Linked DNA regions of Homo sapiens: region 1 is linked to region 2. Evidence: chromatin loops called from intact Hi-C (ENCODE). Cell type or tissue: IMR-90. All regions are shown on one strand. Each heading gives the region's core, and the rest is flanking DNA. Links, peaks and the distances in the headings are about the cores only.

Evidence for each region. A loop is a pair of places that touch in the nucleus more often than their neighbours do. Peaks named below come from ENCODE experiments on the same cell type or tissue, not always from the same donor. Only the 100,000 strongest peaks of a DNase experiment are listed, where the experiment ranks them.
Region 1: a loop joins it to region 2, with 2.1 times the contacts of the local background. A loop is called at or near these places in 1 of 110 quality-filtered maps.

What each region holds. Positions count from the first base shown.
Region 1 is chr15:49,694,202-49,699,906 of GRCh38, forward strand. No RefSeq gene overlaps it. Among named protein-coding and RNA genes, the nearest start is that of DTWD1, 76 kb to the left of the region's middle. RefSeq lists an enhancer at 4,372-4,902. In IMR-90, for the core only: no CTCF peak of the experiment used is centred there; DNase peaks (open chromatin) are centred at 2,450 and 3,120; H3K27ac peaks cover 236 bases.
Region 2 is chr15:49,829,745-49,835,449 of GRCh38, forward strand. No RefSeq gene overlaps it. Among named protein-coding and RNA genes, the nearest start is that of DTWD1, 210 kb to the left of the region's middle. In IMR-90, for the core only: a CTCF peak has its summit at 3,048 (motif pointing left); a DNase peak (open chromatin) is centred at 1,977; H3K27ac peaks cover 953 bases.

The sequences.
Region 1 (5,705 bases), core at 502-5,501, 140 kb before region 2:
GCTCTTTTAAGGCAGTTAATTTCATGTATGGACTTTTTCCACACAACTCCCAAACAAACCGTATAACAATTTCAACTTTTTAATTTTAATTTTTTTATTTTTAAAGTTGAAGTCTCACTATGTTGCCCAGGCTGGACTTTAACTCCTTGGCTCAAGTGATCCTCCAGCCTCATCAACTGTTTTTAGTATTAAGAAATGTGTGATATAATCATCCGCACCTTATTGCTGTTGGCATAGGGCTGAGCAAGGCATGAGCTGAGGATCAGGGAAGAGTAAGAATGAGGAGACACCTAGACACAATCTGAAAGACAAACTACAGATAACCAAGAGGTCTGTATTTACCAAGCTCGCTCATTTCACAAAAGACCATCAGTCATTCTTAACTTAAGCATCTGCCCATTCTCTAGGAATTTACATGAATGAGTTCTCCGAGTGTCATGATTTCTCTTTTAAAGTTATAATAGCCATATTCATTTACTTTAAATGAATGCATAGAATTTCTGCTTAATAATGATAGCTGTTTTTTTAATTTGAAAATTTTGGGGTTCCTAATGTGTTTACACACACACATACACACACAAACGTATATATATATATGGAATTTGGGAAAGGGGGGATATTTGAGTAATAGTAATTTGATCTACTAATTTAGCGTCAATCTCCATGGGGAATTCTTAATTTTATATTTAATGATTCTCTCAGCACTCAAAAAACATATGCCAATATCCTTAAAATGAAAGTCTCCTAAGATTGCCTGGGGTTAATGTGTTGTAAATATTTCCTAGTAATAAAAAAGGGGGGAAACTTGCACATTTCAAGCCACTTTAATGCATTTTGACTCAGCTATGACAAATAGCTGCCCCAAGTAAATGCGTCAAAATGACTTTCTAGTAAATAGCCTTGCAAAACTGACTCCAAGTTTCCTTGTTACAAGTAACAACTTAGGGATAGAAATTACTTTAGACTTATAGAATGTAGAGAATTTTGCTCTTTTTATGATGAGAATGATGGATGGAAAGCCTTCTTTCCCTTATTGCTTTGAAGGATGTATGATTGTCCCTTTTGGAAACCTCAGAACCAACCTTTATTTTCTACTGCAACAAATGTCAGATACTCAGAATATTTGAGAAATGGTGAAATCTTGTTGGCTTGCTATTTTGTTTTTCTGGTGTTTAAGAACTTTTTTTTCTTTGCATGTTTGTTTCAACAATCACTTTAGGAGAAAAGGTGGGTACAAGGAGAACATTATAAAATATATTAGTCCTTTCTCCTGCCTTAGTTGAGTATGTATTAATTCAGTAAATACTTATTGATCATCTTTGTGCTAGTCAATGTGAATTAAGAACTATATGTTTTTGCCCCCCAAAAAGCTCACTGTTTAGCAGTAAGAGATAGGCATATAAATGCAATTATGTAGTATATTAGTCAGAATAGGCTAAATGCTATAACAAACAGAGTTATTTTCAGTGTTTTAACACAACAAAGATTTATTATTTGGTTATATCACCAACCACTGGGGATACACAGAGAGGATATGGTGGGGTTTCTGCTTCACATAGTCATCCAGGTACCCAGGCTTCTTCCAGAGTGGCTCTGCCATCTTTTGGGGCCTCAGAGAGCTCCACCAGATTTTCTTTATCTGTTTAGCAGGCAAGGGAGGTTTCATGGACCAGGCCTGGAAGAGCCATTCTTACATGTCCTGTTGGTCAAAACTCAGACATGTGACTATATCAAACTTCTGACAGGCTGGAAAATATAATTTAGAATTTTCAATTTATCTTTTGCCAGTGAAATATAGACTACTAGGCATTTCAAGTTCCTCTGCATTCTAGCTTTATTGTATCTTTCCAATTATATATCCCATTTCTTCCTTCACATGATCTGGTCAAATAATTATTCCTTGTTCCCTGAGCTAGTTTTCTACATCCCATGCTCAGTTTGTTTTTATGAAAGGCTCTTCCCTATCAACTTTTTTTCCAGATTTTCTTATCTTTAGGGCCAGTTTTAAAATTCACCTCTTCTATGAAACCTCCATTATAGGAATGATACAAATTAGCTTACTCATCACTCAAACATGAAAATAAAATGTTTTTTTATAATTGATCAATACTTCCTCACAAGCTCTGTCCTTCCCAACATAAAAGTATAAAGAAAAAAAAATACTAAGCACAACTTCCAACGTAAGAGTAGGAAAAAAACTAGTTTCTATAAGTTTCAAAACGTAGCTCAATTTAATACATTAAACATCTTTAAAGCCCTTTGAACTGGATCAAAACATCTTTAGAGGTGTTGTTTAATGTGTAATATACAGTCATGTATTTAACATTTCAGTCAATGACTGATTGCAAATATGATGGTGGTCCCATAGGATTATAATGAGCTGGAAAATTCCTATCACTGAGTGGTGTTGTAGCCATTATAAGTCATTGCACAACGCATTACTCACATGGTTGCAGTGATGTTGGTGTGCACAAACCTACTGCACTGCTATTCATATAAACGTCTAGCACAGTTTTGTACAGTACATAATACTTGATAATAAGAAACAACTATGCTACTGGTTTATTATTTACTGTACTGTAAATATCATTATTTTAGAATATATGCCTTCTATTTAGAAAAGAAAAAAGCTAACTGTAAAACAGCCTTAGACTAGTCCTTCAGGAGGTATTCCAGAGGAAGGCATTGTTATCATAGGAGAGGACAGCATCATGCATTGCCCCTGAAGACCTTCCAGTGGGACAAGATGTGGAGGTGGAAGATAGTGATATTGATGATCCTGACCCTGTGTAGGCCTAGGCTAATGTGTGTTTGTCTTCATTTTTAACAAAAAAGTTTATAAAGTAAAAAAAAATATTAAAAACAGAAAAAAGTTATAGAATACAGATATAAGGAAAGAAAATATTTTCAGAGTTGTACATTTTTGTGTTTAAAGTTGTGTCATTACAAGATTCAAAAAGTTTTAAAAATGAAAAAGTTTATAAAGTGAAAAAGTTACAGTAAGCTAAAGTTAATTTATTATTGAAGGAAAATATTTTTTATAAATGAGTGTGGCCTAAGTGTACAATGTGTATAAAAACTACAGTGGTGTACAGTAATGTCACAGGCCTTCACATTCACTCAACACTTACTCACTGACTCACCCAGAACAACTTCCAGTTCTGCAAGCTCCATTCATGTTAAGCGCCCTATGGAGGTTTTTATCCTTTATACTGTATTTTTACTGTGCCTTTTCTATGTTTAGATACACAAATACTTACCACTGTGTTATAATCACCTACAATATATAGTACAGTAACCTGCTATACACATTTGTAGCCTAGGAGCAATAGGCTATATCATATAGCTTGGGCATGTAGTAAATTATACCATCTAGGTTTGTGTGTTACTTTTTACTGTACTATAAATATCATTATTTTAGAGTATGTGCCTTCTATTTAGAAAAGAAAAAAGTTAACTGTAAAACAGCCTCAGACTCGTCCTTTGGGAGGTATTCCAGAAGAAGGTATTGTTATCATAGGAGAGGACAGCAGGTTTGTGTAAGTATGCCCTATGATGTTCACACAACAAAATTGCCTAATGATGCATTTCTCAGAATGTATTCCCATTGTGATGTGACACATGATTGTATACCTGTATCTATATTTTATCTATCTTATCTATCTATCTGAAAGGTATAAATAGAACAAACAGCTATGAACCTAATACTCAGCTTAAGGAATAAAACATTATTAATGCAGCTGAATCCTCCTATACCTCCCAGTCACATCTCCCTTTATATTGAGTATTTTATACATAACCTTTCAGATTCTCTCTCCCTCACATGTCTCCTGACCCTTGGCTGTTCCATGTGAGCTGCCAGTGCCACTGCAGTACACTCAGGGCAGCGGTTCCACTGCATGAGTTCCAGCAGACAAGCACTAGAAATCCCTAGATCTTCTTACTACTTCCAGATTTGAATGAAGCTATCATGCCACAGAGCACTGGAGATGCCTTCCATAGCAGTTGTGTAAAGGCCCGGTGAGAGAACCTGGAAGCGTGGAAAAATTAGTTTCCTGACAGTAAATTATGACCGATGAGAGCAAGAAGACTGTAAGAACCTAAAATAATCATTTCTTCTCCCTTCCTTTCTCTAATGGACTGTTCTGAGGATGGTTCTTTGTGCGGCCTGTGCAGTTACATTGCTGTACTTCTCTTCCTTATCCTTTCCTGTCTCATTTTGCCTTTCCTTCACTCTTGCTGCCCTGAGATCACATCTCCCAATATTTATCCCTGTATTAGGCTCTGTTTTGGGGCCTGACCTGAGATGCCCCCTTTCACTTGCATCTGTGTGAAGAGAACACCAAACAGGCTTTGTGTGAGCAATAAAGCTTTTTAATCACCTGGGTGCAGGCGGGCTGAGTCCAAAAAGAGAGTCAGCGAAGGGAGATAAGGATAGGGCCATTTTATAAGATTTGGGTAGGTAAAGGAAAATTACAGTCAAAGAGGGGTTGTTCTCTGGCGGGCAGGAGTGGGGGTCACAAGGTGCTCAGTAGGGGAGCTTTTGAGCCAGGATGAGCTATGAGAAGGAATTTCACAAGATAATGTCATCACTTAGGGCAAGGCCCGGCCATTTTCACTTCTTTTGTGGTGGAATGTCATCAGTTAAGGCAAGGAACAGGCCATCTGGATGTATATGTGCAGGTCACAGGGGATAAGATGGCTTAGCTTGGGCTCAGAGGCCTGACATTCCTGTCTTCTTATATTAATAAGAAAAATAAAACAAAATAGTGTTGAAGTGTTGGGGCGGCAAAAATTTTGGGGGTGGTATGGAGAGATAATGCGCGATGTTTCTCAGGGCTTCTTCGAGCAGGATTAGGGGCGGCGTGGGAACCTAGAGTGGGAGAGATTAAGCTGAAGGAAGATTTTGTGGTAAGGGGTGATATTGTGGGGTTGTTAGAAGAAACATTTGTCGTGTAGAATTATTGGTGGTGGCCTGGATATAGTTTTGTATGAATCAAAAAACTAAATTTAATAAGAGAAGGAGAAAAACAGGTATTAAAGGACTAAGAATTGGGAGGATCTAGGACATCTAATTAGAGAGTGTCCAAGGGGGTTCAGCATAATTACTTGCTTGGTTGGCAAGTTTTTAGGCTCTATCCTTGAGTTTTTTATGTTGTCATACACCAGGCCAGATTGATTTAGGTAAAAACAACACTCTTCATTAAAAAATATACAGAGTCATCCTTTTTCAGCAGTAAGTCAAGGCCACGGCAGTTTTGGAGGACAACTGCAGCTAAAGAGTCAACTTGAAGTTTGCAATATGTGCATGATGCTAGCAGAGAAGTCATTAGAGAGGCTATGGAAGGTCGTGAAAGAGGTTGAAATGCCTGCTATTCCAGTACTGAGAGCAGTAGTGGAGGCAGACAGTCTTAAACCGACAAGCAAGGGAATTAATGGAATAACTCTTTTTTGTCATGTTGGTGTCATGAGGGGAACGGGGAGCTCTTCAGTCCTATTTGCAAATTGAATTTTGGGAGTAAGAAAAACTAGTGTCTATGTGCCTGTCCAATTAGCAGGTAGACACATATAGGTAGAGGATCCACAGAGGAAGAAGAGACCTTGTGCAAGGCAAAACTAGAGATGAAAGTAAAAAGATGAGAAGGAATGCTGAAAGGGGTGTCTTGTACCTAGACTCCTAGGGATCCAGCTAGGGCGGCAGCCGT
Region 2 (5,705 bases), core at 339-5,338:
TGCTTTTTGAAACTTCTTTTGATGACACCGTTAAAAGAAATCATGACCATGAAAATGTGAAAAGACCCAGCCCTTGACCACAAAGGTGTCTGTTCTAGTAGGGACTAACCTTGGAAAAAACTTAACAGTCTCTGAATCACAGCACGGCTGCACACAAAGTCATAAACTAAGTGCCATAAGAGAACTCCAATTTAAATAACCCTAGGGGGAAAAAGGAGCTGAGTAAGGGGTATATCCCACTTGGTCTTGGCTTCATCTAAGCCATTTTCAAGCCTCTCCTGGGCTAGCCAGTCTCAGGCCTCTCAAAGATGTCTTGTGGCACAGTCTGGATCATGAGAAGAGAGAAAGAGATCTCAAAAAATAGAAATAGAAACAAAGACCCATGAAACTGGTGGAAGACAGAAAGGGCGGAAGGAACCAAGGATACTTCTATAGAAGTCTGTACTGAATAGCTCAAAGTTACTGTTCTCTTTGGGATGCTGCAGCCATTTTGCTCATGTTACATGGAAGTGATAGGGGATGGCAAGCATATATGACCTCTGTGCCCGGCACAAATTGATGCTCATAATAGACACATTTTGAACCATTTGGGGAAGGGTCATATATTGTACACGATGTCTTAATCTATAGGGGTGATAGAGGTTTTCACAGAAGGAATTGCATAGTTTGTGAACTCAAGGTGACTTAGAGTTCTGTTTCTCTCTCCTCTTTCCCCTAACTTTGGAATGCAGCCAGCCGGTAAGAATGGCCTCACAAGACTTCCTGTGTTAGGCTAGGAGGTATGCGCAGAAGAGGCAGTGTGTGAGCCCCTCAGGGAAAGCTCTCTACTCTTTAACTCTATTTGGCCCTACCTTCCCCCTCTTGAACTCAGCCTTTATTACTCAGAATTTCAATAGATCTTAAGCAACCATGACAGTCTTCAGCAGTGCTGACTGCAGGATTTTAGGCTCAAACACAACCATCCATGGAATGAAAACTTGAAGAGTAAATTCCAAATATGCCATAATATTGGGAAACTGTCCACATGGAATTTTTAGACGTGTACAGATTTTCACTAATAAAAATAACCACCATTTGTTAATTGTGTTCCTGGCACACCATTCTATATGTATTATCTCACTCAATCCACATACAGAGCCCTTTAAAAAGGTACTATTATCTTTATTTTACAGATGGAGAAGCCAAAGCTCAGAAAGTTTAAGAAACCTTCTCCAAGATACAGAGTAAGTAGCAGAGGTAGAATTTTAACTCAGGTGAGTCTATTTCTGGGAACCAACAGCTTAACCCTAATGTTATTTTATCTGTAAAGCCTTGCATGATATACCCATTCACTATGCCCATATTGGACTTTGAACCCATTTATATTAATATGCAAAATATTATATAATATTAATTATCATTTAGGATTTTGTGAAATCCTCTTTGAAGGTATTCTCTAGCACTGTGCCTGGCATATGGTGACCCCTCCAATATTTATAGAAAAAATGAGTGTGCATCAAGGTAATTTCCAGAGAAATTATCTTCTCAGGAAATTTTCTCTGGAAATTACCTTGATGTACAGGTAATTTGTCCATTCCAGGAATATGGCATGGACTAATTTTAGAGAAATTAATAGCAATTATGCCAAAGAGCCAATCAGAAACTGCTTAGTCACCTCTGCTTCTGACCCCTGAAGAGGACATTCATCTCTGAGATAGGTACTCATCCTCTTCAGTGATTACCACAGGGACTTGGAGGCCCCTTCAAAGCTAAAACCTCCTCTCACCATGGCCCAGGCAACATCATCAAAACATCTTGTCTGAGCTCAGAGCCTGGGACCCTAGCCACACACTCCTGTCTTCTGAAGAAACATCTTTCTTCACAGGGCAGGACCTAGGAAGCATGATTTATCACGAATCAGGGAAAACCCAGGGAAAGTGAGGGCTGCTGTGGTTTCTCCTCTTCCTGTGGAAAGGTCAGTTGATCCTGGGCCTGAGCTCTCCCATGGAGCCTGGGATGCTCGCCTGATGTCACTGATCTGTTCACTTGGCTTCACAGCCTCTCCTTCTCCTCCCCCCAGGGCCAGGATAACACCTCAGGGGACTCACATCTGATTCATACCAGACGTCGAGAGGAAGGAAATGAAAAGTGAGGACAGACATTCCTTCCCTCGGCTGAGTGGAAGTCCCAGTAGTCATAATAACTAGCAGTCACTGAACATGTGTGGTATGCCAGCCACTGTGCTAAGGACTATAATGCACAGTAAATGTTAACTCTTCCAGTTACTGAGTGCTTACTCTGTACCAGCCACTATTCCAGGAGCTTTACAAGTATTATTTCATTTAATCCTTGTGACAACCCCATGAGATGAATCCTATTATTATCACCATTTTACAGATAGGAAAACTGAAGTAGGGAGAGAAGAATTAACTTTCCCAGGGCCACAGAGCTGAAATGTGATAGAAGAAGGTTTGAACTTAGACAGCCTGGCTTGAGAATCCATTCATTTAACTGTTAAAATATATGAACAAATTCTTACAAGTCCTCTGTGGTGATTACCACCTTCCCATTTTCAGATGAGGAAGCTGAGATTCTGCTAATGTTAAATGACTGGGGTGAGATGTGGAAGCAACTAACTGGGGTAGGAAGAATGTGATTTCATTCTGGTCCCAGGTCCTTAGCTCCTTCCATAGCATCATGTTGTGTAGGAGATCGGTCAGAGTGGTAGGAGAAGCTATAAGGAAAGACGCAAACCTTCTTGAAAGGTGGGAAGGTCTTGCAAAAGCTTCCGGAGAGAATAAAGCTGAAGGCAGCTAATTCTCTCACCCTGACGCTAAGGGCGAGGACTCCGTAACAAGGGAGTGTAAAGAAATCTATCTAGAAAAGCTTATTTACTTATGTCATCCAGAGACCAACCTTTGATCATCCGCGCACAAGACTGCTCCCTGCAAGAGGGGACAACAGTGTTAATTACTCACAGATTGTGTTGGTTCCAGGCCTTTGACATTATACCAGTATTGAATAAATACATGCAGCTCTGGCTTATCAGGGCTGCTGACTCTTCCGCCACCTAGTGCCAGGCAGTCCCCTAGCTACTCTCACGGGATACCTGTGTCTGACTACTCCTTTCATCTGTTGCTCAGCCAGGGTCTGTGGGACAAACCCTGCAGCTGGTGCTCCATGTGAGGAATGCTGCAACAGATCACAATGGAACCTTCAAAAATGAAGGTGAAGAGACTGTGCAGTCAGTAAGTCATTGGTGCCCACTCAGGATTTCCAAGTTTGAGGGAATTTTCAGGTTAGGGTTTCATCATGAGACAACAGTTATCAGCTCAACAGAAACAGTATATAAAAATATTGAAATAGCTGCTTAAAGCTAGCAGAGCCTCAGTTTCACAGGCTCAATTAAGGGACCTAAAGCAAACTTTCCCATAACCCATAGTTCTGGAAGAAGGCATGCTAGACATAGAGGTCTGGGAACAAGTGGGTAGAAATCTTTTTTTTTTAAATTATACTTTAAGTTTTAGGGTACATGTGCACAACATGCGGGTTAGTTACGTATGTATACATGTGCCATGTTAGTATGCTGAACCCAGTAACTCGTCATTTAACATTAGGTATATCTCCAAATGCTATCCCTCCCCCATCCCCCTACCCCACAACAGGCCCCGGTGTGTGATGTTCCCCTTCCTGTGTCCATGTGTTCTCATTGTTCAATTCCCACGTATGAGTGAGAACATGTGGTGTTTGGTTTTTTGTCCTTGCGATAGTTTGCTGAGAATGATGGTTTCCAGCTTCATCCATGTCCCTACAAAGGACATGAACTCATCACTTTTTATGGCTGCATAGTATTCCATGGTATATATGTGCCACATTTTCTTAATTCAGTCTATCATTGTTGGACATTTGGCTTGGTTCCAAGTCTTTGCTATTGTGAATAGTGCCGCAATAAACATAAGTGTGAATGTGTCTTTATAGCAGCATGATTTTATAATCCTTTGGGTATATACCCAGTAATGGGTTTGCTGGGTCATATGGTATTTCTAGTTCTAGATCCCTGAGGAATCGCCACACTGACTTCCACAATGGTTGAACTAGTTTACAGTCCCACCAACAGTGTAAGAGTGTTCCTATTTCTCCACATCCTCTCCAGCACCTGTTGTTTCCTGACTTTTTAATGATTGCCATTCTAACTGGTGTGAGACGGTATCTCATTGTGGTTTTGATTTGCATTTCTCTGATGGCCAGTGATGGTGAGCATTTTTTCATGTGTCTTTTGGCTGCATAAATGTCTTCTTTTGAGAAGTGTCTGTTCATATCCTTTGCCCACTTGTTGATGGGGTTGTTTGTTTTTTTCTTGTAAATTTGTTGGAGTTCATCATAGATTCTGGATATTAGGCCTTTGTCAGATGAGTAGATTGCAAAAATTTTTGCCCATTCTGTAGGTTGCCTGTTCACTCTGATGGTAGTTTCTTTGGCTGTGCAGAAGCTCTTTAGTTTAATTAGATCCCATTTGTCAATTTTGGCTTTTGTTGCCATTGCTTTTGGTGTTTTAGATGTGAAGTCCTTGCCCATGCCTATGTCCTGAATGGTATTGCCTACGTTTTCTTCTAGGGTTTTTATGGTTTTAGGTCTAACATGTACGTCTTTAACCCATCTTGAATTAATTTTTGTATAAGGTGTAAGGAAGGGATCCAGTTTCAGCTTTCTACATGTGGCTAGCCAGTTTTCCCAGCACCATTTATTAAATAGGGAATCCTTTCCCCATTTCTTGTTTTTGTCAGGTTTGTCAAAGATCAGATAGTTGTAGGTATGCGGCATCATTTCTGAGGGCTCTTTTCTGTTCCATTGGTCTATATCTCTGTTTTGGTGCCAGTACCATCCTGTTTTGGTTACTGTAGCCTTGTAGTATAGTTTGAAGTCAGGTAACGTGATGCCTCCAGCTTTGTTCTTTTGGCTTAGGGTTGACTTGGCAATGCGGGCTCTTTTATGGTTCCATATGAACTTCAAAGTAGTTTTTTCCAATTCTGTGAAGAAAGTCATTGGTAGCTTGATGGGGATGGCATTGAATCTATAAATTACCTTGGGCAGTATGGCCATTTTCACGATATTGATTCTTCCTACCCATGAGCATGGAATGTTCTTCCACTTGTTTGTATCCTCTTTTATTTCATTGAGCAGTGGTTTGTAGTTCTCCTTGAAGAGGTCCTTCACATCCCTTGTAAGTTGGATTCCTAGGTATTTTATTCTCTTTGAAGCAATTGTGAATGGGAGTTCACTCATGATTTGGCTCTCTGTTTGTCTGTCATTGGCGTATAAGAATGCTTGTGACTTTTGCACATTGATTTTGTATCCTGAGACTTTGCTGAAGTTGCCTATCAGCTTAAGGAGATTTTAGGCTGAGACAATGGGCTTTTCTAGATATACAGTCATGTCATCTGCAAACAGGGACAATTTGACTTCCTCTTTTCTTAATTGAATATCCTTTATTTCCTTCTCCTGCCTGATTGCCCTGGCCAGAACTTCCAACACTATGTTGAATAGGAGTGGTGAGAGACAGCATCCCTGTCTTGTACCGGTTTTCAAAGGGAATGCTTCTAGTTTTTGCCCATTCAGTATGATATTGGCTGTGGGTTTGTCATAGATAGCTCTTATTATTTTGAGATACATCCCATCAATACCTGATTTATTGATAGCTTTTAGCATGAAGGGTTGTTGAATTTTAT